Regions from separate parts of the Mus musculus genome. Here region 2 is linked to region 1. The links are chromatin loops, found by intact Hi-C in ENCODE. Cell type or tissue: gastrocnemius. All regions are shown on one strand.

Region 1 (8,000 bases):
AAATAAACACATCTTTAGAAAAAAGAAAAGATCCGGGCAGTGGTGGTGCACGCCTTTAATCCCAGCACTTGGGAGGCAGAGGCAGGCGGATTTCTGAGTTCAGGCCAGCCTGGTCTACAGAGTGAGTTTCAGGACAGCCAGGGCAATACAGAAGAACCCTGTCTCAAAAAAAACAAGAACAAAAAACAAAAAAACAAAAAAAAACAAAAAACAAAAAAAAAAAAGAAAGAAAAAGAAAAAAGAAAGAAAAGAAAAAGAAAACATCTAAATGCAAAAGTGTTTAAATCCAGCTGTATTTGAAGGAGCCAAGAGGCCACTGACTGGGACCTGTGGGGCTCTCAGCACTGGGATCTTTCCCTAGAGAAGAAGGGGCCCAGGATCTGTGTGCACAGAGAACACAAGGGAATGATGGATGAATTAGAGGCTAGCTTGAGCTGTATAGTGAGATCCAAGACTGATTCCTAGGACCCACAGACACACATGGTAGAAAGAGAAAGTGGATTTTTCCCAAGCTGCCCTCTGACTCCAGCATGCACACACACGCACATGCATATGCATATGCATATGCAAACTTGGAAGCAATATAAGAAAGAACCTTTAGAGGACCAGGCAAGGTGCTCATTAAGAAATCATGGCTGGGGGTGGGGGTATGGGGGACTTTTGGGATAGCTTTGGAAATGTAAATGAGGAAAATACCTAATAAAAAATATATTTAAAAGAAAAAAGAAATCATGGCTAACTGTGACTCTGAGTGGCTGTGGGAATGCACCTGCCATGGATGGCAGAGACTGGATGCTGAGCCCAGACTTGTCTCTGTGCTCTAAATTTGATTGAGAGAGCTTACTTTAATAACTAAGGTGGAAGAGGGATGGGCAGAGCCCTAACAACCTCTGGCCTTGCATGCAAGTACATGTGTGTGCTCACAGACGAAGATGTGTTTTAAAATGGCATATTCCAGGGTAGAAGAGATGGATGAGCACTTAGAGCCTGTTCTGCTCTTGAGGATGATAAACTTTAGCTTCAGCACCCACATGGCGGCTTAACCCTCTGTAATTCCACTTCCAGGGAACTTGATGCCCACCCCCCTTTGGCCTATAAAGGTACCTGCACTGACACCCATATAAATAAAAATAAAATCTTTTTTTACGATTACATAATGTGTCCAGGTGGCTCAGTGGAGAGCACATGCCAAGCATCGGCAGAGGCCCTGGGGTCCATCTTCAACACCAGGAGAACCGCTCAGTGTTGAAGCCGTTGGTCTGTGATTGACCGGGAAGATATGAATTGCATATTGGTGTACCGTTCCATGGGCCTCCCCACTTTCCTCCTGGAGCCTGGTCCTGGCTGCCGCCGCCCAGCTTCTAAGCTCCTTTCCTCCCCAAACCCCATCAGCAACTGTTTAGAGAATGAGCAGGTCCTCCCAGCCTGGGCTTGGCAACTCTGGGATCTGTGCTACCACCTTTTCTACTTTCTGGGTGCTTAAGAACATACGTATTAAAATATTAAGGGTCTGGAGAGATGGCTCAGCGGTTAAGAGCACCGACTGCTCTTCCAAAGGTCCTGAGTTCAAATCCCAGCCACCACATGGTGGCTCACAACCATTCGTAACAAGATCTGACGCCCTCTTCTGGAGTGTCTGAAGGCAGCTACAGTGTATTACATATAATAAATAAATAAATCTTTAAAAATATTAAATATATACACATGTATATGTGTACATAAACCAATATAAATAAACAATAATAAATATATAGTTGTTTTTTTTTTGAGACAGTTTCTCTGTGTAGCCCTGGCTTTCCTGAAACTCACTCTCTAGACCAGGCTGGCCTCGAACTCAGAGATCCAACTGCCTCTGCCTCCTGGGTTTTGGGATTAAAGGCATGCACCTGTGCCACCACAGCCTGGAGATATGCACCTAGTGGGAGAGCCCTGGTGAAGCTCTAATTGTCTGAGTCTCTTGCATGGCTAGTGCGTGCCAGAGGCTCAGCTGTGGCTCTACATGAGAGTTGCTGGTCAGGGGTTCCGAGGTGGCTTATGGCTATTCACACGCAGTGGGGTGCCAGGGGCAAGCAGCCTGTGCAAGACAAGCAAATGTCAGAAGCTGAAGAGGAGCTATGCAGAGCAGAGACAGGCTGAGGTATGGATAGACACAAGGTGCAGACAGGAGCTGGAGTGGCCACCAGCACAGCCCCCCCCCCCCCCAGTCTCCTTGGAGCTGACTCACTGCAGGCCTGAGGGAGTACAGAAAGACAAATCATATTGAAAACAAAGAAAAACAACTAGTGAGGTGGTTAGGCAAGCAAAGGTGCTTGCTGCCAAATCTGATGACCTGAGTTTGAGCCCCAGGACGCACACACGGTGGAAGAGGATGACTCCCAAGGGTTGTCCTCAGATCTCTGTGCCTGTGCTGCGGTGTGTGTGTGCACACACAATAATACAAATTTAAACTACATTTATTTTTCTTATTCTCTGTGTGTGTCCATGTGCTACAGAACATGTATGGATGTCAGAGGACAGCCCTTGGGAATCAGTTTTCATCTTCCATCACGAGGGTCCCGGGAATTGACATCAACCGGAGCTACATGAAATCCTACCTCAAACTGATCTTTAAAAAGACCTTGAGGAACTGGAGCAGTGGTTCAGCTGTGACTCTCAACCATAGGGATGCGCACACCACCAGTAACTCCAGCGGCAAAGATCCCGACGCCCTCTGCTGGCCTTGGCGGATGGAGGGAAAGCATGTGGCCTTTAAATTTTTTATTTATTTAATTTTATTTTATGTGCATTAGTGTAAGATCCCTTGAACTGGAATTACAGACCAGTTGGGAGCTACCATGTGGGTGCTGGGAATTGAACCAGAGTCCTTTGGATAAGTAGTCAGTGCTCTTGACCACTGAGCCATCTCTCTAGCCCCGCATGTGGCTCCTTAAAAAAAGAAGAAAGAAAGAAAAAGAAAAGCTAACGTGAAAATCGAGACTGCCTAACATTTCTGCAAATAGCTAAAGGCGAGTTGGGGTGCGCTGCCAGCTCAAGATCTTACACTCGGCGCGCGCCCCCTGCTGGTCAGCAAGCCTTTCGTAGAAGCCCTTCGCCTTCCACCTCGCTCCGGATTGGCTGGGAGTTGCCTTTGTTGCCCGCTGGGAAATGTAGTCCGCAAAGGAGGCGGAGGCCCATTCATTTCCTGCCTGCGCGACCTCGAAAACCGGAAGTACAGCACCACGCTACCCTGGGTCGTCCGCAAGGGCCGCCGAGCCTTGCCCGATACGAAGGGAGGCTTTTTATTTACATTTCGTCTCGCGGGTGCCCCACGGCGCTGTGGGAAGCGAATTCCTTTTTCCCCCACTTCATGTTTTCCTGTGGATTCTGACATGAATGACAGAATGCACATTATCACCTGGCCAAGCTGCTCAGAGCCCCTCAAAACATGGTGTATTTCCATGATGGGAACTGTAGTCTTTCAATGGTACCTCGCCCAGTATTCTTCGAGCTAAAGCTCGGACTTCTTGCCCTGTCTAGAGTCTGTGTCAGTGACAGTAACCGGAAGTATGTCATCAAATACTCAGGGTCACATACAACTTTATAGACTTGCATGGTAGGAATTGAAAACTGAGACCCTTTTGAGAGACGTCCTTTTGGGAACTGAGTGAGAACATGCTGCCGGCAATCTCCGCCTTAGAGTCAATACCAGGAAGTATGTCACCACATTTCCCAAGGATCGCACTAACCATTGGCCTTGCTTGGCGGAAATTGCCGTCCTGTCACCGGTTCCCCCCTATCCCTTTCGGGAAATGTAGTTTTTTCGCTTTTCTGATTCCAGTATCATTCGGCGGGCGATCGCTCATAGGACTCCATTTCCCAGCATGCCTGTGCACACTCTGTCCTCGCCCCTTCGCGGCGGCCATTTTATTCCTCCCGGAGACCCGCTAAGATGACAGCCCGGGAGAAGGTGAAGGTTGTCTCTGGCGACCGGCGGCCCGGCTAGATCCAGCAGCGAGGCTTCCAGCATGGATCTGCACACAGCGGTGTACAATGCGGCGCACGACGGCAAGCTGCCGCTGCTGCAGAAGCTGCTGGCCGGCCGTGGGCGTGAGGAGCTGGAGGAGCTGCTGGGTGAGGTGGCCGGCGGTGGCACGCCACTGCTAATCGCAGCGCGCCGTGGACACCTAGACGTGGTGGAGTATCTGGTGGACCACTGCGGCGCCAGCGTGGAGGCGAGCGGCTCCGTGCACTTCGATGGCGAGACCATCGAGGGCGCGCCGCCGCTCTGGGCAGCGTCGGCCGCGGGTCACCTGGCCGTGGTGCGTAGCCTTCTGCGCCGAGGCGCCTCGGTCAACCGCACCACGCGCACCAACTCCACGCCGCTGCGCGCCGCCTGCTTCGACGGCCACCTGGACGTGGTACGCTACCTGGTGGGCGAGCACAAGGCGGACCTGGAGGTGGCCAATCGCCACGGCCACACGTGCCTTATGATCTCCTGCTACAAGGGCCACCGCGAGATCGCGCGCTACCTGCTGGAGCGCGGCGCACAGGTGAACCGGCGCAGCGCCAAGGGCAACACCGCCCTGCACGACTGTGCAGAATCTGGCAGCCTGGAGATCCTACAGCTGCTGCTGGGCTGCCACGCGCGCATGGAGCGCGACGGCTATGGCATGACCCCGCTGCTGGCCGCCAGCGTCACCGGGCACACCAACATCGTGGAGTACCTCATCCAGGAACAGCCGGGCCACGAGCAGCTCTCAGGGACAGAGCTTCCCGGGGAAGGCTCCTCCCAGGTGGCAGGAAACCACTGCTCCACCCCAGAAGAAGCAGAACCGTATGAGAGCTGCTGCCCTACCAGCCGGGAAGCAGCTGTGGAAGCTTTGGAGCTGCTGGGTGCCACCTACGTGGATAAGAAAAGGGATCTGCTTGGAGCCCTGAAGCACTGGAGAAGGGCGATGGAACTCCGTCACCAGGGTGGAGGCTACCTCCCTAAGCCGGAGCCCCAGCAACTGGTTCTGGCCTATGACTATTCCAGGGAGGTGACTACACCCCAAGAGTTGGAAGCCCTCATTACAGATCCTGATGAAATGCGGATGCAGGCGCTGCTGATACGGGAGAGAATCTTGGGCCCCTCACATCCTGACACTTCATACTACATACGGTACCGGGGTGCTGTCTATGCGGACTCCGGGAATTTCGAGCGCTGTATCCGTCTGTGGAAGTATGCCTTGGACATGCAACAAAACAACTTGGAGCCCCTGAGCCCCATGACCGCCAGCAGCTTCCTGTCGTTTGCAGAGCTCTTCTCCTACGTGCTGCAGGACCGCTCGGCCAAGGGCAACCTGGGCATGCAGCTTGGCTTTGCCGACCTCATGGGTGTGCTCAGCAAAGGGGTTCGGGAAGTGGAGCGGGCTCTGCAGTTGCCCAAGGAACCGGGTGACTCCGCACAGTTCACCAAAGCCATTGCCATCATCCTCCACCTTCTGTACCTATTGGAGAAGGTGGAGTGCACCCCCAGCCAGGAACACCTCAAGCACCAGACAGTCTACCGCCTGCTCAAGTGTGCCCCTCGCGGTAAAAACGGCTTCACCCCACTACACATGGCGGTGGACAAGGAGACCACCAACGTGGGCCGGTATCGTGTGGGCGTCTTCCCATCGCTGCAGGTGGTCAAGGTGCTGTTGGACTGCGGAGCAGACCCTGACAGCAGGGATTTCGACAACAACACCCCACTGCACATCGCTGCCCAGAATAATTGCCCGGCCATCATGGATGCTCTCATCGAAGCTGGGGCCCACATGGACGCCACCAATGCCTTCAAAAAGACTGCCTACGAGCTGCTGGACTCGAAGCTGTTGGCTAAGAGCACCGTGCAGCCTTTCAATTATGTGACACTGCAGTGCCTAGCTGCCCGTGCCCTGGACAGGAACAAGGTCCCTTATAAGGGCTTCATCCCAGAGGAGCTGGAGGCCTTCATCCAGTTGCATTGAGCCTAGCCCAGCTGTTGGTGCCCACTTGGGCCTTACTCCTCCAAGCAGAAGCATCCAGGCCCTATGGCCTGCTGGAGTGAACCCAGCTGCTGATTCTAGAAGCCTTCAGGGTCACATGGTAGGAAGACGGTCTTTTTTTCTGTGGAAGTGCAAAAACAAAAACCCGGATGCCTGAGCCTCCCCAGTGGCATGCTTCTGTCTGGGTCTGGAGGCCTCTGCACTGTCCTAGAGTCCTGCAGTGAGCAAAGCTGTCTCCTTCCTGTGGTGGGCACTGACCACCTAGATGTTTGCATTTGGTTTTTCCTTTTCTAAGCAGATGGGCAGCAGCCTGGAGCCCATGTTGTGAGGGTTTTTCTGTCTGTTTTCACTGGTTTCTGTTTGTTGGACTTAGTAATGACTGAGTTGAGAGTTGCCAGTATTTTGCAGTGGCCACAGCTGAGAACAGCATGAACTGTGTGTGCAGATCTGTGACCAAGATCCTGGGAAGCCTCCTCAGTTCTGTGCTGATTAGAGAGAGGACTATCTCCCAAGAAAGCCCAGAGCCAGTTGCAAGAGCCACAGCCAGGCAGACACTGGTGCCTTCTGTCCCGCCCTCTGGATGGACAGACAGTTCCCAACCTTGGGACACAGCTGGAACTGCCAGGCAGATGGTGACCAGGCCACCTGGCCACCAGGTTCACATCTGTGCCACACTTGTCACACTGTCACCTTCATCGCTGAGGACCTGACCCCTCTTTTGTTGAGGAGTCCCCGGTATCCCAATAACTTCTGGGGATGGGCTTCTAACCAAGATAGGGGAAGGTGGGGGGCTGCCAGCCAGGGTAGCGATGGACCCATGTGGTACTAGCTTGGCCCACGTGAGACCCTGTGTGCAGCCCCAGAACCACAAAAAGTTACTGAACAGCTGCCTATGACTCCACCAGCTCTCGATTCCATCATATGTGGTGAGTGGTTCACCCTGGATTAGGCCAAAGCAGGAGGTACTCATCCCCGGCCGTAGAAGCCAGCTACATGGATAGGAAGTCATGTGTAGAGGGGCCAGTCCCTCCCTCAGCCATTTAAGCCACATAAACTGTCCCTTGAGGACCGTCAGTGTGTGATTGCAGTGCTAGGTAGATTCTCTGTATAAGCAAACTTTAGGCCTTACTGGGCAGGGTCTCGCTGCTCCACCCTGCCAAAGCTCAGGGCAAACATGAACCCCTTTGAGTCTTGGCACTGATATTTATGGATTAAAATGCAGGTATGTGAAGATGTCTGCCTAGCTGTTATTTAATGTAGCTAGGTAGAGCGGGAGCCAGGTGAGTGCCTGTCAAGCATGCGTGGTGGCACACACCCAACATCTTAGCACTTCCAGGGCTGAGGCAGGAGGATCATAAGTTGGAGGCCACGGGAGTAGACAGTAAGTTCAAGAATAGCCTGGGGGTATTGTAATAAGAGTATTTTAAGACTCCCTACCCTCTCAAAACTGTCTCCTATGAAGTGTAGCACTAGTGAGCATTTACTGAGTCCCTGCTGCACCCCACGTGCTCAAATGTACCACCTGGTTCACAGCAGCTGCCTTCTGATGGAACCAGTACCATTCAGGTATCTCAGGTGGAGCAAGTTCAGAGAGGTTACACTAATGGTGTGCCTGGGGAGGGACACAGAGCACATGAGAAAATATCAGACTCAAACCCTCTGTCTCAGTGGCTGACATGTTTAGATCCACTCCCCTACCTCAGCACCTTGAACATATATCTCATGGGTCCTTCCATAACCACTGACTTCCGACCTCAAATTTAAGAGGAACAATTGTTTGAACCCCATGTTCTTCATGCTGTCAGAATTAGGAAATTTGACCTGGGGCCTGAACATTCTTCTGGGAGGGTTAATACAGCGGGTCCCAGAGGCTGCCTCCAGCCAGGTTCTTCCTAGGTGGAACAGCAGGATCAAAGAACAGATTCCTGCCAAGCCACCACAGGGCCCACCCAGCCTTAACTCTATGCTACCTGTAATTGAACAGGCCTGTGTCACCTGTGTACTCTTTAGCCA
Region 2 (8,000 bases), 300 kb before region 1:
CCTGTCTCAGAAAAGAAAGCCAAGAACAAAAGCTGATGCAGGTCGGTGAAAGGCTACACAGCTCTCGAGGGTTTAAACCTGAAGTCTCGACATGATCGCCCAACTCCAATCCTAAGGATCTGCTCAACAGCAATAAAGCTGTTCCTCCCTACCAATCCTTGGCAACATCATTGCTGGCATCCAGAAGGCCAGTGCCCCGTGCGTTCCCATGGAGCGATGGGCACCCAGTGCTTATCTAGCGTTACTCAGCCCTAACAAAGAGAGAGTGGGGCTCTGGCACCAACAGCTGTGGCGGGACCTTGAGGACACTACGCTCAGTGAGCAACCCAGACTCAACCCACCCAGTGTGGGCTGCAGTACAGAGGAGTCTAGAGACAGGAAGCCTGAGTGCTGAGGACAGAGAAGGGTAGGAAGATGGCTTGTGTTGTCATGAAGGAGTGTTCCATAAGTAGGTGGAGTAATGAAAACGCTCTCTGCAGATGCACGGGATGTCTTCTAGCAGAGACTTGTGCTCTCAGAATTGTATCTCAGAAAAGCCCTTCAGCCTACTGGAGACTTGCACTTTTCTTTGCCTGTGCAACCCTTGTGACTTCTATCAGCAGTGATGAGAGCGGTCCAGCAAATGGTTTTTCCTTGAGCAGATAGACGAATGAAGGAATAAATGAATGCCTGCATGACAGATATCAAGTGGATGAGTGAATGATTTAGTAATGAATGAATGCATAATGAGTGAATGAAGGCAGAAATGACATGAGTGCATGCACACGAATGACTTAATGAATGAACGAATGAATGCATGAATGACTTAGTGAATGAGTGAATAAATGCACAACTGACATAATGAATGCATAATGAATACATGAAGGCCATGAGTAAATGAATGAATGACATGAGTGAGTGCATGAACGAATGAATGACTCAATTAGGGAGTGAATGAATGAATTCACAAAGGATACAGTGAATGACCTAATGACTGGGAAATGGATCCCTGAACGAATGAGTGTATAAACGATAAGCGCAAATGAATGAGTTAATGAATCCAGAAACAAATCTGCACTTGAATCAACCAATAAATAAATGTGTGAGTGAGATGGTGAGTAACTGAGTAGAGGAATGAATTAGTGAAGAATTTAGTGAATACGTGAACGAATGAAGTGTGAGTATGAATGAACGGCAGGACGGAGCAAATCCATGAATAGCTGTCTGAGGGCGAAAGCGAACATGTGAATGAATGAGAGTCACAAACGAAGACTTAGTGTGTGAGGGATGAACCGGCAGAGCGGACGCTGACCCCGGTCCTGCTCCCACCAGTCAAGCCGGACCCTCCGGAAGGCGTGCGCCTGCGCACAGCGGGACAGCGCCTGCAGGTGCTCTGGCATCCCCCTGCTTCCTGGCCCTTCCCGGACATCTTCTCTCTCAAGTACCGACTCCGCTACCGGCGCCGAGGAGCCTCTCACTTCCGCCAGGTGAGCTGCGCGCGCAGGGGGGCGTGGTCTGGAAGAAGGAGGAGCACAGAGGTGGATGCTGAGTGAGACTGGGTCCCACTGGGTAATCTCCTGTCTCCGCCTATCGCCTCTGTTGGAGCGTAGAGATTGTTGGTGTGATTCAGCAATAGACTTTACCTGCTTGCTGGGAATTCGAACTCACTGCAAGCTCTTTACCCACCAAGCCAGCTCCCCAGCTCCCCAATGCATTGTGGTCCTTCCCACCTCCTCCTTCCAATGGCCTGACACCCCTTCTCCCCACAGGTGGGACCCATTGAAGCCACGACTTTCACCCTCAGGAACTCGAAACCCCATGCCAAGTATTGCATCCAGGTGTCAGCTCAGGACCTCACAGATTATGGGAAACCAAGTGACTGGAGCCTCCCTGGGCAAGTAGAAAGTGCACCCCATAAGCCCTGAAGAGGGACTGGATCCTTGATATCAGACCCTGATGTCGTCTACTTGAGGGTGGCAGGGTGGCCTGTCCTGAGTCTGAATACTGACTTTCCATGTACTGGGCTGCTCCGAAGCACTGGATAATTCACTTGACTTCTTCAGACCTCAATTTCCAACCCTGTGGGATGATCTTTCTTCTTCTGCCGGTGCGGGGCTTTGTGAACTTTGTGATTTAATTAGAAAGACGGATTAAATAAGAATCATCATCATCGTGGTGTTTTGTTTTGTTTCTTTGTTTCTTTGTTTTGAGACCGGGTTTCTCTGTGTAGCCCTGGCTGACCTAGAACTGACTCTGTAGACCAATCTATCTTCAAACTCACCGAGATCGCTTGCCTCTGCCTCCTAAGTGCTAGGATTAAAGACGTGCACCACCACCCAATAGGAATTACTATTAAAATTAAGAATTCCTCTTTGCCCATTTTAAATTTTTAAATATTTTATTTTCAAATATAAGTAAAGGGTTATGTGCAGTGCCCACTGAGGCCAGACGAGGGCGCCAGAGCCCGTGAAGCAGGAGTACCGGTCCACAGGGTGACTGCTGGGTCTTCAGCTAGAACAGCCTGTGCTCCAGCACAGGAGCGCCTCTTTATCCCTGTCTGTCCATCATGTCCATGGAGTGAGTGACGTTGGGGCTTGTCTGTGTTTGTGTGCACACAGCACACCTCAAGGCCTCATACCTCCAAGGCTTCACCGACTGAGTCATCTCCACGGGCCCCCAAACAAGGCCTTCATGACAAAAAGAAGTTAATGTGGCTCGAGGGTCAGGAGCCTGGGGGGACACAGAATGGTGCTAGCTTCAAAAAGGAATTCCACATGGTACAGTGCATGAAGGGGGGCATGAAAGTGGGAGAAAGGGAGAGGATGGAGCAAGGTGCAAGGCCCTGCAAAAGGACATGGCACAGGAGCTACCTGTAGGAGAATGTTGGAGACACACCCCTAGCACCTGTTTCCTCAGCTAAGAGGAAAATAGGACAAAGCCCAGCCTTGTTGAAATGAGGATATCGAGGGTGGGGGTAGGGATGGAGGATGGTGGCAAGCTAAAGACCAGCCTAGAAATCCTGTTTCAAAAAGACCAAAAGAATAGGAGGAGGAGGAGCAATGGGGGCTGGGCTCAATGCTGGGGCTTGTCATATTTTGTAGGCACAAATAATAAATAAACAAATGTAAAAAACGAATACTAAGCCTGGCAGTGGTGGTGCATGTCTTTAATCCCCAACACTAGAGGCAGCCACAGGCGCATCTTTGTTGAGTTTGAGGCCAACCTGGTCTACAGACTGAGTTCCAGGACAGCCAGCACTACACAGAGAAACCCTGTCTCAAAAACAAAAACAAAACAACAGCAAAGATACTATTTTTTAAAGAAAAAAGTAAAAAGAGTTGGGCACAGTGTCTCTTATTTGTAAACCCAGCACTTGGGAGTCAGAGGGAGGGGAGGACTACTGAGTTTTCAAGGTCAGCCTGGATTACGTGGTGAGTTCCTCTCTCATAAAAGAAGAAACGCACCGGGTGGTGGTGGCACAGGCCTTTAATCCCAGCACTTGGGAGGCAGAGGCAGGCAGGTTTCTGAGTTCGAGACCAGCCTGGTCTATAAAGTGAGTTCCAGAACAGCCAGGACCACACAGAGAAACCCTGTCTCGAAAAAAAAAAAAAAAAAAAAGGAGAAGAAAGAAGAAACGCACGCGCGCACGCACACACCACCACCACCACCAACAAAACACAATGAAAACCAGGCAGGTCACTGATTCCAGGCTTGCAGTAAGATTGTTTCAAATTTAAGGCCAAGCTGGACTGCAGAGTCTGCTCCAGGCCAGCCTGGGCATCTTAGTGAGAGGCTACCTCCCAGCATTAGAGCGCTGGGTGGTGTTTTCTGTGGTAGAGTGCCTGCCTGGCATATGCAAAGACCCTGGATTCCATCCCCAGCAGCAGAAATAAAGAAACTTAAGAAGAAGGAACACCAGAACGGGACATGGTGGCCTTTAATTATTTGGTCCCAGAACTCACAAGCAGGAGGATCTCCTTTAGTTTGTGACCACCCTGAGCTACATAGTGAGTTACAGGACAGCCAGGGACACACAGTGAGACTCTGACTCAAAAAAACAAACAGCATTGTTGATCAGAGTTAGGAGAGAAAATGTTATTATCCCAGGCAGCTTTCTCCATCCTTTCAGTGTGCTAGATAAGCGCACACAGGATCCACATGTCCCGGAACCTTTATTTCGGGTTTCAACTACCGGCACCCGGAAGGGAACGGAAGCGCACTCCCGACTCGGATCGACAAAGATTGCAGCCAATGAGAACGATGAAGCGGGTAGGCACCAACCAGTGAGCCGGCTTAGGAAGTGGCGACACTGAGGCGCTGAATCGGAGAAACTCCCCGTAGACTGAGGACCGCTTCTTCGCTTGTTCGCTGGACAGGAAGCGAAAATGTCGGAACGGAAAGTTTTAAACGTAAGTGCTCAGAGTCTAAATGTTCCTACAGAGGGTGAAGTGTGCGAGGGCTCCGGGCGAGGCGTGCTTCCTTCCGGTCATTTCCTTTTGCAAGCCCCTCTCGCGCACACGCACGCACACGCACGCGCGTCTTCCAGTCGGGCGGGAGCTTTCCAAACTCTTGCCAATCACATTTTTGGGGGCGGTCGTTAGCTTCCCCCTCTCCCCGCCCCCCCCCCCCCAGCTTCGTGAGTAACCAATCATCACCAGGGAAGCGGAGCTTCTGTCACTTTACCCAATTGGGGGCAGGACTGCTTCTTTGTGGGTTTTCCCCAGATCAGATCAGGGGATGTTGTTGGTCACCTCAGTTCTTCCCGGCTTTTGTTGAATTAATATCCGAAACCTTTTGCAGAGATGTCTACATCATGTTGGGGTTTCTGGGGTGACTCAGTCTCCACTCTTGGAAAATTTTGCTCTCCATTTCCTGGATCTGTTTTTTAAATGTTTGCTTTGGGTTAAGGTTTCACTGTACACAGAAGGCCCAGAATGGCCTCGAACTCACAGACCAAAAGTTTGTACACCTAAGATGGGCTATATTCACTTTTTAAAGGATTAGTTTTATTTTCACTTTATGTTTTTCCTTCATGTCTGTCTGTGCAGCACGTTTGTGTGCACTGCCCAGGCTGACTGTAAACTCACAGTTCTGCATCAGCCTCCTGAGTGCTGGTATGACAGTTGTACACCATCATTCCCGTCTACCGCCTGAATTAGCAAAGCTTCCTCTCTCGTGAGCCTGGTTGCCAGTAGGTGTCAAAAGCAGAGCCTCCTTGTTGGTGGTCCACATAGCTTCTTTTTGGGGGAGAGGGGAGTTGTCTCTCTTCAGCCCCCTGTCTCAAATTCCCGGGTGCTGGGTTTGGACATTGGCATGCCAGTAACCCAGAGTGGTTGTCCCTGTGCGCCTCACCCCAGCCTCCCAAGCACACAGAGAGGCCAGAGCCTGTTCTCCCCAAGGAGATTCACTGGCCAGATTTTGCCCTGGGATGGTGCCCTGCAGCCTGTGTGGTACCCTAGTGCAGGTTAGGCCACCATTGACAAGGTCTGATTTATGTCGGGCCTCCATTTCCTCATGAGTGTCTAGAATCTTATCATGTGATAGGCAGCAGGGGTCCACCCTTACTGCAAACCCTGGGCCTCTAGAACCTTCCCTAGAAGGCATGTCACAGCGTAGGAAAGTGACCCACCACACTATATAATTTGTGTTGGAAGCTTGTGCACTCCTCCCTGTCCCAACTTCTCTTCTCATGACTGTGCTTCAAACAGCTCATGTCTGGAAAGGCTCCAGCAAGCTGAATCCTGAGCAGATAGATCCCTTAAACCAGAGTATCCTGCGTCTGCTAACATGGCTCTCAGACCCCATTCCTGCCCGTATGGGACCTGAGCACCAGAAAACAGCAACGCCCTCTTCTCCACAGAAATACTACCCACCTGACTTTGACCCATCGAAGATCCCGAAACTCAAGCTACCCAAGGACCGGCAGTATGTGGTGCGTCTGATGGCCCCCTTCAACATGAGGTGAATCCCTGGGGACATGAGGCTGGAGGCTGATTCTCTGGAGAAACAACAAACAAAGATAATAGTTCCCACCCTCACAGAGTCCCCAACCCCTATCTCAGTAGAAAATCAGAGTGACACTTGGCCCTGCAGGATTTTGGACCCTCTAGTGGCAGCCCTCCTCCTGCCCAGGGCCTTTGCACCACCTATGGCATCTGCCTGCAGATCTCTTGTAGCCAGCTTCTCTGACAGAGCCTGTCTCCCATCTCATCCCAGGCAGGCTGCCAGCCTCCTCTTAGACCTTCACCCCCACTTTCCTGGGTTCAACCAGCTTTGAACCAGACAGTTATTCACACTTGACTGTGTGTGAGAATCACAATCCTGTAAGTCACACCTGTACAGTCACTGAGGATGGAGAAGCTGTCCGTGTGACTAATTGATTATATCTTGTCTTCATTTCTTTGTTTGCTCCTGTCTTAGACACTGTGAACATGGGAGCTCTTAGAAGAGAAAGCATCTAATTGGAGTTTGCTTACAGTTTCAGAGGGTTAGTCCATTGTCACCATGGTGGGGAACATGGCAGTCATGGTGCTTGAGAAGTAGTTGGAGACTACATCCTGATCTGCAGGCAGAAAGAGAGAAACACCAGATGTGCTGTGGGTTTCTGAAACCTCATAACTCACCCCTAGTGACACTTCTCCAGCAAGGCCACACCTCCTAATCATCTTCCTCCTCCCGACCCCCCAAGACTCCTCGGTGACTAAGCATTCAAATCTATGACTCTTAGGGACCATTCTCATCCACACCACCGCACTCCTCTGCAGGCAGTTGTCAGGCACGTATCATTGATGGGGCGAGGGGAGCCTCCTGACCCTCAGAGGCTGGTGGGGAGTGGGAGTCATACCCATCCTCTGTAGTAACACAAGGACACATGAGGCAGGCAGGGCAGGTGGTCTGCCAGCCGGACAGTCAGGGAAGTGTTAGAATCTCAGGCTGCCAGGACAGCAGAGAAAAGGCCCTGAGGTAGGACTAAGCCAGAGGTGTTTGTAGGTACAGCAGTAAACCAGGACAGGAAGTGGGGGGAGCAGCCAGGGTCAGGATTCTGCTGTCCCCTTGGCAGTTCTCAGAAGCTCCATACACCCAGTCCCTCCTACCTATAAGGTACATATGCTGCCACTGGGTGCTAGAGCAGAGGACAGACACTCACGCGCCTGCCCCGGCTGCAGGTGTAAGACGTGTGGAGAATACATCTACAAGGGGAAGAAGTTCAATGCACGAAAGGAAACAGTCCAGAACGAGGCTTACCTGGGCCTGCCAATCTTCCGATTCTACATCAAGTGCACGCGCTGCTTGGCCGAGATCACCTTCAAGGTAGGGGCTTCATTCATTCGCTTTCCCTCTGTGAACACTCCACAAAAGGGCAGAGTGTTGGGAAGGTGCTTGCAGCAGAACCACACACAGAAAAGCCTGCCCACCTGCATGTGTGCAAGGTATGGGATATGTTGCGGGGTCAGGAAAAAATCATGTTGTTCTGGGCCTTGCTTGTTGCTTTGCTTCGACAGTGTCCTGTAGCACAGGCTGGACTCAAACTCCGATGTACTCGGGTGACTGTGATCCTGATCCTCCGGCCTCCACCTCTGGGCTGCTAGGACGGCAGCCTTATGCCACCACATCTGGATAAAAGTCATGATTTTCTTCTGTTCTTTCGTGTTTCTTGGGATGGAGGTCAGAGCTTCACATTCTCTAGGCAAATGTTCTTCCTGAGCCACTGCGCAAGCACAAAAGCCTGAGGACTTGGGGAAAGCTAGGAGAGGAAAAGCACTCTTCCTGTCGGCACCACTGGAGGCTGTGGGGTTTTGGGTTGGTTTAGATTGGGTTGGGTTTTTTTGGTTGGTTGGTTTATTTGGTTGTTATTTTTTCACTATAAGCTTTAACCTAAAAAAAAAAAAAAAATAGGATTTGGAAAAAAAAAAAAAAAAAAGCCGGGCAGTGGTGGCGCACGCCTTTAATCCCAGCACATGGGAGGCAGAGGCAGGCGGATTTCTGAGTTCCAGGACAGCCAGGGCTATACAGAGAACCCT

What was found. A loop is a pair of places that touch in the nucleus more often than their neighbours do. Peaks named below come from ENCODE experiments on the same cell type or tissue, not always from the same donor. Only the 100,000 strongest peaks of a DNase experiment are listed, where the experiment ranks them.
Region 2: a loop joins it to region 1, with 3 times the contacts of the local background. A loop is called at or near these places in 7 of 42 quality-filtered maps.

What each region holds. Positions count from the first base shown.
Region 1 is chr17:56,252,905-56,260,904 of GRCm38, forward strand. It overlaps Fem1a (fem 1 homolog a), which reads left to right and starts at 3,889. Exons shown (of 1, transcript NM_010192.4): 1 at 3,889-8,000. The coding sequence starts at 4,005. The coding sequence ends at 5,969. In gastrocnemius, a CTCF peak has its summit at 3,048 (motif pointing left); DNase peaks (open chromatin) are centred at 2,730, 3,098, 3,823 and 4,399; H3K4me3 peaks cover 5,265 bases; H3K27ac peaks cover 5,500 bases.
Region 2 is chr17:55,954,874-55,962,873 of GRCm38, forward strand. Ebi3 (Epstein-Barr virus induced gene 3) reads left to right here. Exons shown (of 5, transcript NM_015766.2): 4 at 1,312-1,466; 5 at 1,749-2,149. The coding sequence ends at 1,904. It overlaps Yju2 (YJU2 splicing factor), which reads left to right and starts at 4,314. Exons shown (of 8, transcript NM_028381.3): 1 at 4,314-4,388; 2 at 5,840-5,940; 3 at 7,146-7,290. The coding sequence starts at 4,365. It overlaps Gm16712 (predicted gene, 16712), which reads right to left and starts at 4,528. Exons shown (of 3, transcript NR_108021.1): 1 at 4,261-4,528; 2 at 1,989-2,103; 3 at 1-1,494. It also overlaps a transcript of Zfp119b not described here. In gastrocnemius, CTCF peaks have their summits at 2,429 (motif pointing right) and 4,410; DNase peaks (open chromatin) are centred at 1,468, 2,452, 4,265 and 4,500; H3K4me3 peaks cover 2,510 bases; H3K27ac peaks cover 2,036 bases.